Regions from separate parts of the Mus musculus genome. Here region 2 is linked to region 1. A link is a contact called in ENCODE Hi-C data. All regions are on one chromosome and are shown on one strand. The core of a region is the stretch at or near the end of the contact, and the rest is flanking DNA. Distances in the headings are between cores, read along the strand shown. Region 1 holds the start of Npas3 (neuronal PAS domain protein 3). Region 2 overlaps Npas3 (neuronal PAS domain protein 3).

Region 1 (5,423 bases), core at 2,334-4,833:
GGGTTTATAATGCCAGGAGAGTAGGCTGGACTATCTTCAGGGACAGTGGAAATAAAAGCGTGAGGTGATGAGTCTTGAGCTGACCCAGGCCAGCAGGCCCAACTGCCCTGAGCCTCTGAGCACGGATGCAGGACTTGCACCTTGTGACTCTGGCGCCCTCAGCCAGGAGCCAGAGCCAGAACATCTGCATTTTCCACACCCGTACAGATATGCAGACCCCAGGGTTCATAGGCCAATCCGCAGGCGCTGAGACGCAGTTACATACAAATGCCTTTGCAGAGCCAAGTCCCGGTTCCTGGGACTGGATTGCTGGCCTCTGGAATCTAGTCTAGTCGCCTCCCATGGAAGCCTAGAGAAATGGCTACTCAGTGCAGAGCTAGATGGATATTTTTTTTTACCTGGAGAAACCCCGGGCAGTCATTTATCCACTATGCCACTCTGCAGAATGGGGACAGCTCCTTTTGCAGACTAGGGCCAGTTCTGTATTAAGCAGGCAAGACAGACACCCAAGACTGTTCCGCGTTGAACAAATGGAAGAGTCTGGTGGGAAACATCATTCGTGAGTGAAGCTTTGCCTTCTGCTTTAAAGTTGGGGTGGGGGTGCTCAATGAGTGTCTCCTTGTGTGCTACCCTTCCAGTTAAGTAGGGAGGGGATTCTGAACTGCTACTGGATTCTTAAGTGTGGTGACAGAGCTGCAATATCTTCACACTATTGAAGACTCTCTGGAGTAGTTAGTAGGCGCTACAGGTAGGAGAGATAGGAGTTGGGAAATGAATTGGAGCAATGATGAGTGTTGCCTACAAGACAAATGGGGGCTAGCAAAGAAGAGAGGAGTTAACCAGTTGGAAGTTCTGGTTCCAGGAGACAGTCCAGGGCAGTTCTGCCCTGAGGTGACAAATAAGAGAAGTTTGTGCTCTCTCAACAGGCAGGCCACTGCTTAAAAACCCACTCCTGTCACCCCTCATCAGATCCCCAAAAGTACTTTAAAATTCTTAAACGTTATTTCACAATTCTTTTTAGCAAAACGTCCAGGTCTCCGGGAGGAAATTAAATCTACTCCTCAGAGCCCCGAAGCCAGTCCTGGTGACTCCTAGTGCTGGTGAACTACGAAAGGAGACTCCTGGCTTAGACCTTACCTCCAACACCTGCCAATAATCTTCTTGCCCAACTCTTCTGCCCCCAAATTAACTAAAATTAAAGACAGTAACAGGTGTCAGGAGATCTGAGTAACACCATGGGAAGAAAACTGCATTTCACTACTATCATCTTACCTTGTCAGTATGAGAGAACACTTAAATCAAAGGAAGCCATAATTCACTCCAAAGGAGAAAGTTTAGAGGGTTTGGTGGGTTTTTGTTTTTGTTTTGTTTTGTTTTGTTTTTCACCCCTGTCTTTAGAAGACCAGTGGGTTGAGGTTTAACAAGTGGCCTGAAACCCAACAGGAACCTTTAAAGGGAAGTGTTGAGGCAGGTGCTTGGGGGTGAAGTGGGGGGATGACTTCCCCTGGATACTCCTGAACCCCCAAATCATCTTTTTCTTCTAAAGGACAATGCCAATGCTGAGGGGGAAAAACCCTAAAAGCGGGAGATTCACGACAGCTCCTTATGCCCAATTTACATCTTTTGGGTCAGCTCAAGTTCCTGGAGGTCCCTGGAATTGTCCAAAGGCCATGTGACATTTCTGACCCTTGAATCTCTTCCTCAGAGACCACACTATTGTCACTATTGCCTACACTTCCTAGTTAAAGTGACCGCCAGATCCTATTGTCATTTAAATGTTTTATAAAAGACAAAAAAAAAAAAAAAAAAACCCATACCTGAACCATGAAATGGGGAAACTGAATTCTTTACTGGTGTTCTGCTTTTGAAAGATGCCCAGATCTTTTTTGTTAAAGGTTCTTGTAATCGCTTGAGTAAAACATGACTAAAATAATTTAATAAAAAATATGTGTCTGACAAAGATTTGCCCCTTTAGAGTTATTTCCACGACTTCTTTTTAAAACTTTTGACAATAAGCAGAGCATGTAATGAAGTCTTCTACAGAATATTTGCAATTACATGAACTTGGAAAATACTGTGTTAGGCAAAATCTGGTCACTGGGCCATTGGTTAGAAGGCACAAAACATAGCAATGACAGATTACTGTAACCTTTGCAGTTTAAATACTATTGTTTCAAACCAAAGGCTCTCAAATCAATGAAGTTTCAAAGATGAGGTAAAATGGGAATTTGAATTATGCATTATGTATATTTTAAGTTAAATGCCATTGGCAAATCTCTCAGATGTTTAATCGTGTACAATCTGGGAAACACAAATATTTAATTTCACACTCTCATGTGCTTTTTTTTCTTCCATCTACCATAAAATTGAGCCTCATGAATAGAGAGTTTACCTTTTTGATTATATTGTTAGTTTTTCTCATAGCGATTTTGTGAATCCCATTTTCAATAAAATCTTAGAACATCGAAAGTTATCCTTAAAGGGAAAACTTTAGGGTTAGAAAGCTGTTGATGGTAAATTTCTCTTTATTTCCTTCCTCAATCAAAGGTTGCTCAGTGTTTTAATGACAATTATTTTGAATCTAGAGACTATCTTTAGAAAACTAAAAACAATTTCTATATTAAAACTTCCCTTTCACCACCAAGCCTAACTTTTGTAAAATTTGCTTCCTAACTTGGATCTCGGAATCCCATCCATTTGCATCATAATGCGTTTAAGATAGTTAACAGCGCCTAAGAGATTCGGATTTCACGTTGTATTCCCTGTAGTAACAGGTGACAGGATCTCACACTATTAGGTAGAAACGCAAGTCTATCTCTGCACATGAAAATCGTCTCTGTCCTATTTGGAAACAAATGATCAATCAGCCTCCGATGATCAATTGCTCCCCTGGCTGTCCGTCAGCGCGGATTCGCACCCGCGGAGGCATTGAGAACATTTTGCTGAAAGGGGGCAGGAAGCCCAAACTTTGCAAAAGCATCTCCTGCAGCGTCTCAGACTTGACTGGAACTCTCTGGCTACTCGGGGCTGAGGCTCAACGTTCGGGGCCTGGCAGAGGGCAAAGGATGACTTCACTTCGCCAGTGCACTAGAGTGCTTTTCAATTCGGATTGTGTATCCCCCCCCCCCTCCTTCTATAGCACAGGGGCAGGCAAAGTAAGCCCTGACGAGGTGCATGTGTGTTGTAAGGCACAAAACAAGAGCAAAGTGAGTCCCACCCCAGTACCCGAGACGGGGGCACTATCCCAGCTCGGACGGGACTACTCACCGCTGCTGGTAGGAGGTGATGCCCTGGACGTTCTGCGGGGTGCCGTTGGCCGCGGCGCCGGCCCTCCCCATGCCCGCACCGGCCGGTACCCCAGCGGCTGCCCCGCCGGCCGCCGCGGCCGTCACCTGCACGCTGAAATCCGGAAAGATTCGGATCATCGCCGCGGCTTGGAGCCCCAGGCGCGGCTGCTCTGGGCTCGGGCTGGCGGGGGCTCGGGCTCGGGTTCGGGCGGCGGCGGCAGCAGCGGCGCGAGCGGCGGCAGCAGCGGAGCCAGGCACCAGCCTGCAATCCCATTAGTGAGCCGCGGCCACTGTGCGCGGCGGAGAGGCGCTTTGATGTGCGCGCAGCGGGCTGAGGTGGGGGGGGGTGGCGAGGAGGAGGTGCGGGGGGTGTGCGAGGGACTTGCAAACAGCAAAACGTGTCAGGGTGGGGCCTTTTCTCCCTTTTGGGGGGCACTGTTGCTCCCCCCTCTTTCCAGGATGTTGCTTTCACTGGCTGCTCCAGCAGCGCCGCGCGAGCCCAGCTGAGAGGAGGAGGGGGTGAAGGAGGAAGGATGCACCGGGAGGCTTGGCGAGCGCTTGGCCGGTGCAAGGGAATAACGAGCAGTGGAGGGTGCGTTTTCCCTCCCTCTTCTACACACACACACACACACACACACACACACACACACACACACACCGCGCACTTCCGACCCAAAGTGCAAGATTGTGGTGCGCTCTTTCTCCTCCTTTCTCTGGAGAAATAACCACCATCCGGGCTGGCTTCAGCCTTCCGAGGCTGCCAGAAACCAGGATCCCAGCCCGCGGGTGTAGGAATGGGGCGTCAGAGCCTCCCGTTTCAGCCTGGACCCCTCTTTGACACTATTCTCCACATTAAGCAGAGCGAATGTGACCAAGCGCAAGTTGGGTTCCTGGAGAACTTGATAGTTATCTAGGAGAGGTGGTTTGCAAAGGCGACGGAGTGCGGGGCGGGGGGTTGGCGCTTTTGTACAATGGAGAGTTTGGGTCGCTTAAAAGAAAGGGCTCTTCCCGCTCCTGGTGAGCGGAAGAGTTGGTCTTGGGAAACTTGTGAGGTGGGGTCTCAGCTAGATCTTAGTTTGCGCTATGATCCATCTCTTAACGCCCCCCTTTGACCGAGGAAACGAATAAATTAGTAGCCACAATTGAAAAGAACTCTGCGAATTCCAAACACCAAGGAAACAAAAAGAGAAAACACGTGCATTTATTTCCTCGCGCCTTCCTGTTACTTCACATTGTGACGCCTGCCTTTCATTAGGGGGTGAAGAGAGATCCTTACAGTTTGGATGCGCCTTTTTAGTGAGACTTGCACTGGGTTTCACTGAGCTAGGGTTGGGGGAGTGGGAGTTGATTGTTTCCCTCCATCCCTCCCCAGGACCCGGGTTGCCCACTTTTCCCCCTGTCTTCTGGCTGGTGAGCAGGAGCAGAGATGCGAGAAGCAGGCGGATGCAGCCCTTGAGGGACACAGAGCTCTGCTAATGTCCCACACTCAAAGCCCCTGCCCAGCTTAGCGGCTGCTGCTGCTGCTGCTGCTACTCCTGCAACTGCTGCTGCTACTGCTGCGGCTGGGTGGTGGTGGGGAGTGGTGGTTTCCCATTCTGGTACCCTCTTCCCATCTGGCACTCAGGGCCTGGGCACTGCAGCTGAAGGGCTAGGGCAGTCGCTGTACCCTCCAAACAAGCCCAAGTTAACTGTGACCTCCACGCCGCCGTGACCCAGGGCCAATCGCGCTTCTCCCGGTCAGGCTCCTGCTTAACCCTTTGAGCCTGGGAAACAGTGGGCCACCATGATCCAGTGAGACAGGACCCACTGGCCTGAAGTTGCCGAGGTGTAGAGTGACAGAGGCTCCCAAGCAGGACAACTCCGCACAGGATCTAAGAGCCAGATGCCCGCCCTGCAGCAGCCCCATGCTATCCCTCCCACCCTGATGATTCTGGAAACTAGAGGAGCTGGACAAAGGCGAGTCCTCGCCAGGCCCCATCCCGCTCCTGCCAGGGCAACCTCTGGGCGTCCCCAACCCAAGTGGCTTTCGGGAGGAGCCTCCGAGCCCAGCAGTCACAGGGAGACTGGGAGGGGGGAGCCTTGGCTCTCGCTGGCCGAGCCCACGGCGCAGCTGCGTTTCCATTTTCCTCTCAAAGA
Region 2 (5,348 bases), core at 1,537-4,036, 50 kb before region 1:
CCATAGGTAGAGAAGGCAAGGGAGAAAGAAGAGCAGCCACAGCCAGAAGGTGGGAGCTAAGGCTTAACCAGCTTGCACAGGACTTCCTGAGAAGCTAGAGACCTGGAGTTCCATCTGTACACAAGGGGGAGCCAGCGAAAGGTTGCTTGGCTTGTGTAAGTAACTACAGCAAACTCCACCAAACAGAAACCTTTCCTTCTAAAGTGAACAGGGCAGTATGCAGCATCACTAACTGGGGAATGAACCTGGAACCAGAATCTTGGCATCCTCCAACCGGAAACCCTGTCCTCATGGAAACAACTGCATGGTCACCTAGCAACCAGCAACCTGAGTTATAAAGTTCTGGGGTGTATGTGTGTGTGTGTATCGTGAACATTTCATAGAAGTAGAGTGATACAACCACTTTGTTTGCTTTCCTAACTTAACACCGATATTTGTATCAGTACTGATTTTTAATGACTAAATAATATTCTATTGTATGCAGATAACACACTCTTTATTCATCTGGTGGTGGAATTTGTGCTTTTTTTTTTAACATTTGTCTATTGTAAATAGTTCTGCTTTGTAACATATGTATTTGTCTAAGTCTAAACTTTTTACCTACCAGTGAAAGTTCTGGATAATATGGAAATTCGGTTTTATTTTTTATAAACCACTAAATGGCCTGCTACACTGGATTTGAAACCCTTTTGCATTCTCTGTAGTGTGCGTTCCTAAGCAGGTGATGACTGAAAAGAATGAGGTAGTTAAGTGGCCACTCAAGATGTCTAGATGAACGACGGCCACACTGAGCCAGGACCAGGGAGTGGGATACAGGGACATGCAAAATGAAGAACACATAGAGACAGGAACTGCAGGAAAAGAAGAGTCAGAAATGGCCTGAGGCTTCCAGCTATAGTGGTTCAATCATTCAGGAAGTTAGAGCACAGAACAAGAAGTTACAAGGGCTGATTTGGAAAAACAGCATATCTTAAAGATGATCACTGGGCCATGAGGAGTCTCGGGCATGTGATGAGGAGGAGTTCCAGGTTTACCAGGGATTAAGACAATGAGGGAGGCTGAAGATGTGCAGTACAGAGCAGCTGAGTAGGGGAGACTTAGAACGAGATAACGGGCCCCAGATGGCAGTTGAGAGAAACTTGCAAGCAGTGCAAGGTAAATTGTGATCAGAGAATGAGAGGGATTGCAGGAGAGCTGTGGCTGAGTTTATAAGAACCAAAAACAAGATGGATGGGTTATTTATTGGAACCTCCTCTAGACAGGCTGGGTGCTAAGTCATGGTTAGTGTCTCCATGAGCAAAGCACTCAACAGAACTCCTCTCGTTTAGACTGCCACGCTCTGAAGCCTCTCTATGAACGCCATGTTTACAAGTATCATCAGCTTTTCCCTAGGGGAGTTGTGCACGGCATTATTTCTCATTTCTGGTTATATTGTGAGACTTAGGCAAGTCAACTTGCTGAACGCTCCGTGCTTGTGCTGGCAGTGAGGCTCGGGGCTGCTCCTCTGCTGTCCCAGCCAGGCTTCCTTCTGAAACTGCCTTCCTTGCTTCCGTCTTCTGTAAGGCATTTCCTGGGGGCTGCTTCTGGTAAAGACAGGATCCCAATTCAAGGAATCCAATGTACTTAGATATTTAAAGTATAACTATGAGCAGGACTATTCCATTCTTTTTATACTCAAGGTTCCAATACTACGTTGTCTTGTGGATTTCACTTACGGTTTTATAAAAACAGTTTATCCATTTACAATAACATCTTAACGAAGAAAAATATTTTGTTCTCTAATCGTTAGTTTACAAGGGTTTAGTATATTTAATTACTTTGGTTATGGGTCTGTTTGGTTTTTTTGTCTTTTGCTGAAGGATACGTGTGAGCAGTATTAGCCTCTCTTAATTTTCGTTAACACGGTATTAATTTAATAGGCGGGAAGTCAGTTGGCAAGTGTCTGTTCCGTTAGATGGAATAACAAGGTACCATGGAACGCCACGAGCATTTGCTTTCTTTTCTCAGCAGTGTACATTAAAATCCAACATAAGCATGTGTGTGAACAGTATTCACAGGGCTTGTGACACATTGTTTCACACAGATTGACACATCACTTCCTCTCCCGGCCCCCCCATCCACACCTGCCTCCCCTTCCTCCAGTGATCGCCAGACTGACTCCCATCACCTTTGAACTCGAAAAATCCCGAGGAGGGTTTCTCTGCAAATTTGCTGCTGCTTTTTCCCCGGGGCAGAAGGCAATTAATTCAACTTAAAAAATCCTCCTCTTCAAATTCCTTCTGGACTCCGATAAGCTAAAATCCTGTTTATGTAAACAAAAGTGCTTAATTAATCAGAGCATGTGATAATGCCAAAAGGAACTGGGAAGATTTCCTGCTACCATTTCAGACGTCACAATCGGACGGTGTGTGATGGGGCGTCCCTGAAGATGCCAGGTTCCTCCAAAAGGCAGCGGCATTAACTCTTCTAAGGCTTTTATTTCGCTTCAAACTATCTCACTGTAAATTACAAATGAAGCGCTGTACAAATTCATTAGAGAATGGCTCGTTTACGGTGGGAAATGAAAGCACAACCAGCAGAGGCCAGACCTTCTACCCTTTACACTGGAAAAGAAGCTTAACTTAGGCAGACACAAAATACAAAGTGGTGGCAAAAAGGCTCTTCCATCATATTTGACACTGGTGTGGAATGGAGTGGTTGTCTCTGGTACAAAAGTTTCTCGCTGTATGCAGTTGGCTATAATTCCTCTAGAGTTCTCGCCAGCTGAGGTCTTCCCACCCACAGAGCCGTGATTTTACAGTATTTGGCTACAATCCCTCATAGAACGACTCACTTCCTCAGATCTCCTGCCGCTGCTCTTCAGCAGTCTCCTTGAAAGTGTTCCTTTCATTTCCTTCTTAGAATCTGTTCTTGCTACTCTCAAACCTCTAGGACTTCTCAGTCACGACTAACCTACGTTCACTTTTCTTGCCTTTCACGTGAGCTCCAGTGCTGTTAGGGCCTGTGGGGTATTTCTACCTTATTAGGGAGACCCCAGTATAAATGCAATATGTCTCAGAGAATTGTAATTTACCTTTACAAACACACAGCCTGACCTCTGTATTTGATCAGCATCATCATCCCTCCGGTTACATAAAGCTTTGGACTCTTGCATCATCCTGAACGTAACCATAGTTTCATGTGTTGTTTTCTAAGTTGTCAGTATATATACCATTTATTTATCTGCGTCTGAAGTTTTAGGTCTTTAGTTTATGCCTTAATGTGGCTCAGCAAACATGGATGCCCTACCTCCTAGGCTCCCTACCTTCTCCCATACAGTACTGATAAAGCAAGTGTTACTATAACAATATCTCCACCACAAGCTTTGTATCAGGCAGAGAGCCAGCCATTGCCAATTATCTCCATGACTTCAGCTCTAGACACTGGCAGTACCTGGGAGCTAAACAGTGCCATCATCGGGAGATTAAATTTGCTTTGATGTTTCTACCATGACAATAGCATATCAGAGGTGAAATGGGTATCTGATAGGAACAGAATGGTCTCTAAGCCATCAAGATTTAAGAATTACTTGGTAACACACACACAAAAACCTATATGGTACAGAGATCCCTTAACTATAAGAATGATTCAGAACATGAAAACAACAAAGATAAAGACGGCACTGCCCCTCTATGCATGACTTGGGTAGGATCAGCCATAAGTTGCAACCTCTGAGGTCCCCGCTCCTAGTGTAGAGTCCACCTGAAGCTGGGAAGACCAGGCTACCGACAGTTATGCAGCTACCCTATTCTGACTTCACATTCGCTAGGCACCTTCAGAGTGCAATCCCAAATCTCCATGTTGGAAGAGAATGCCTGGGAATGGCTAAGACAAGGTCTACTGGCTGATTTTGTGTGTCTACTTGATACAAGCTGGAGTTATCACAGAGAAAGGAGCTTCAGTTAGGGAAATGCCTCCATGAGATCCAGCTGTAAGGCATTTTCTCAATTAGTGATCAAGGGGGAAAGGCCCCTTGTGGGTGGGACCATCCCTGGGCTGGAAGTCTTGGTTCTATAAGAGAGCAGGCTGAGCAAGCCAGGGGAGGCAAGGCAGTAAAGAACATCCCTCCATGGCCTCTGCATCAGCTCCTGCTTCCTGACCTGCTTGAGTTCCAGTCCTGACTTCCTTGGTGAGGAACAGCAGTATGGAAGAAAAGCTGAGTAAACCCTTTCCTCGCCAAGTGCTTCTTGGTCGTGATGTCTGTGCAGGAACAGAGACCCTGACTGAGACACAAGGGTTCTGTCTGTATGTCTGCACTTCTCACTGTAAACAAACAATGTGGCATTCTGATCTTCCCAGCCTCAGGAAAGTGGCTCAGGCAAGTCTATCCAAGAGAGACAGATCTGCGCTGTGAGTTCTGACATCTCACTTCCGAGTTGGCTAAGCTAACTAGCCGACTTAGATAGACTCCTATTACTAAGGCAAGGAGCACCAAATCCCTGTGAACCCCCCAAAGAGTGTTTATAACAAACCCCGAAGAGTATTTTATAATGCTAAATGTACGGAACAGCATTTACAGCCCAGATTGTTTTGAGTGAGCTGAGTGCCATAAATGAAGAAGTGATAAGTAACTATCCACCGATCAAAGGAATCCTTATTATTTGAGGAGCTGGAGGGGAGAATTCTACCTCCATTGGCTCCCCACCACCATCACAGGGATATAAACAAGGGTTTAAGGGCCAGTACCTCATCTAAATGCTTTGTATTTTAATCCCAGGGATTAATCCTCCAGTGAGTGTTGAGAAATTATCTCCCTAGTTTTAACTCTTTCCCTCCTCGAACTGGTAGCCTTGTACTGTTACAAAGACCTTCCAGCAGCAAGCAGCAAGGGTAGTGAGGAGAGAAGGCACTCTCGCTAATCAATTCTAAGAGTCCAGCGGAGCCACATTAACTTATTTGGAAATTTTTAAGCAACAAAATGAATTACTTCTGCTACTTCTAAATAATTAGAATGCTTCCTATTGTGCCTTATGGTTTTTAAAATAATTACAGCAAGTCAATAATAGTCATTTAAAATGTAATGAATTGATGGCTAATCTACGCATCCATTCAATCATTCAGCAAGCATTTGCTTATCGCATACATTCAATTATTTTCATACTCTGGATTAGTCTGCAAATATTTGGGTTTCTGCCATTTTGGGTTTCTAATGGGAGGCTTCAGTCTCTAAATATCCAAAGCGAGACTCATCACATCTTCTGGCATAAATCTGTCCATTTCCTTGCACTCCCCATGCCAGGGAACAGAAGCACAGTACAGAGTCAGACTCCCGTCTCACGGCCCCTGCCTGTCCTCCGCCCTTCACGTCC

The links. A loop is a pair of places that touch in the nucleus more often than their neighbours do.
Region 2: a loop to region 1 is called in a map of left cerebral cortex, with 2.0 times the contacts of the local background. The contact joins the enhancer-like site here to the promoter of Npas3 in region 1. A Hi-C loop is called at or near these places in 3 of 37 maps with a recorded cell type or tissue (all left cerebral cortex).

What each region holds. Positions count from the first base shown.
Region 1 is chr12:53,246,592-53,252,014 of GRCm38, reverse strand. It overlaps Npas3 (neuronal PAS domain protein 3), which reads right to left and starts at 3,583. Exons shown (of 12, transcript NM_001370962.1): 1 at 3,268-3,583. The coding sequence starts at 3,425.
Region 2 is chr12:53,295,937-53,301,284 of GRCm38, reverse strand. The region is part of intron 1 of Npas3 (neuronal PAS domain protein 3); the gene reads right to left. It overlaps Gm51419 (a long non-coding RNA gene), which reads right to left. Exons shown (of 2, transcript XR_003950183.1): 2 at 1-5,348. It overlaps 1700030L22Rik (a long non-coding RNA gene), which reads left to right. Exons shown (of 2, transcript XR_003950182.1): 2 at 1-2,561. Among named protein-coding and RNA genes, the nearest start is that of 1700030L22Rik, 19 kb to the left of the region's middle. Within about 2 kb of position 2,786, at least 1 of the 3 ENCODE cell types and tissues checked has a DNase peak (open chromatin) inside an H3K27ac peak, as active enhancers do; it is left cerebral cortex, where a contact is called at or near this core.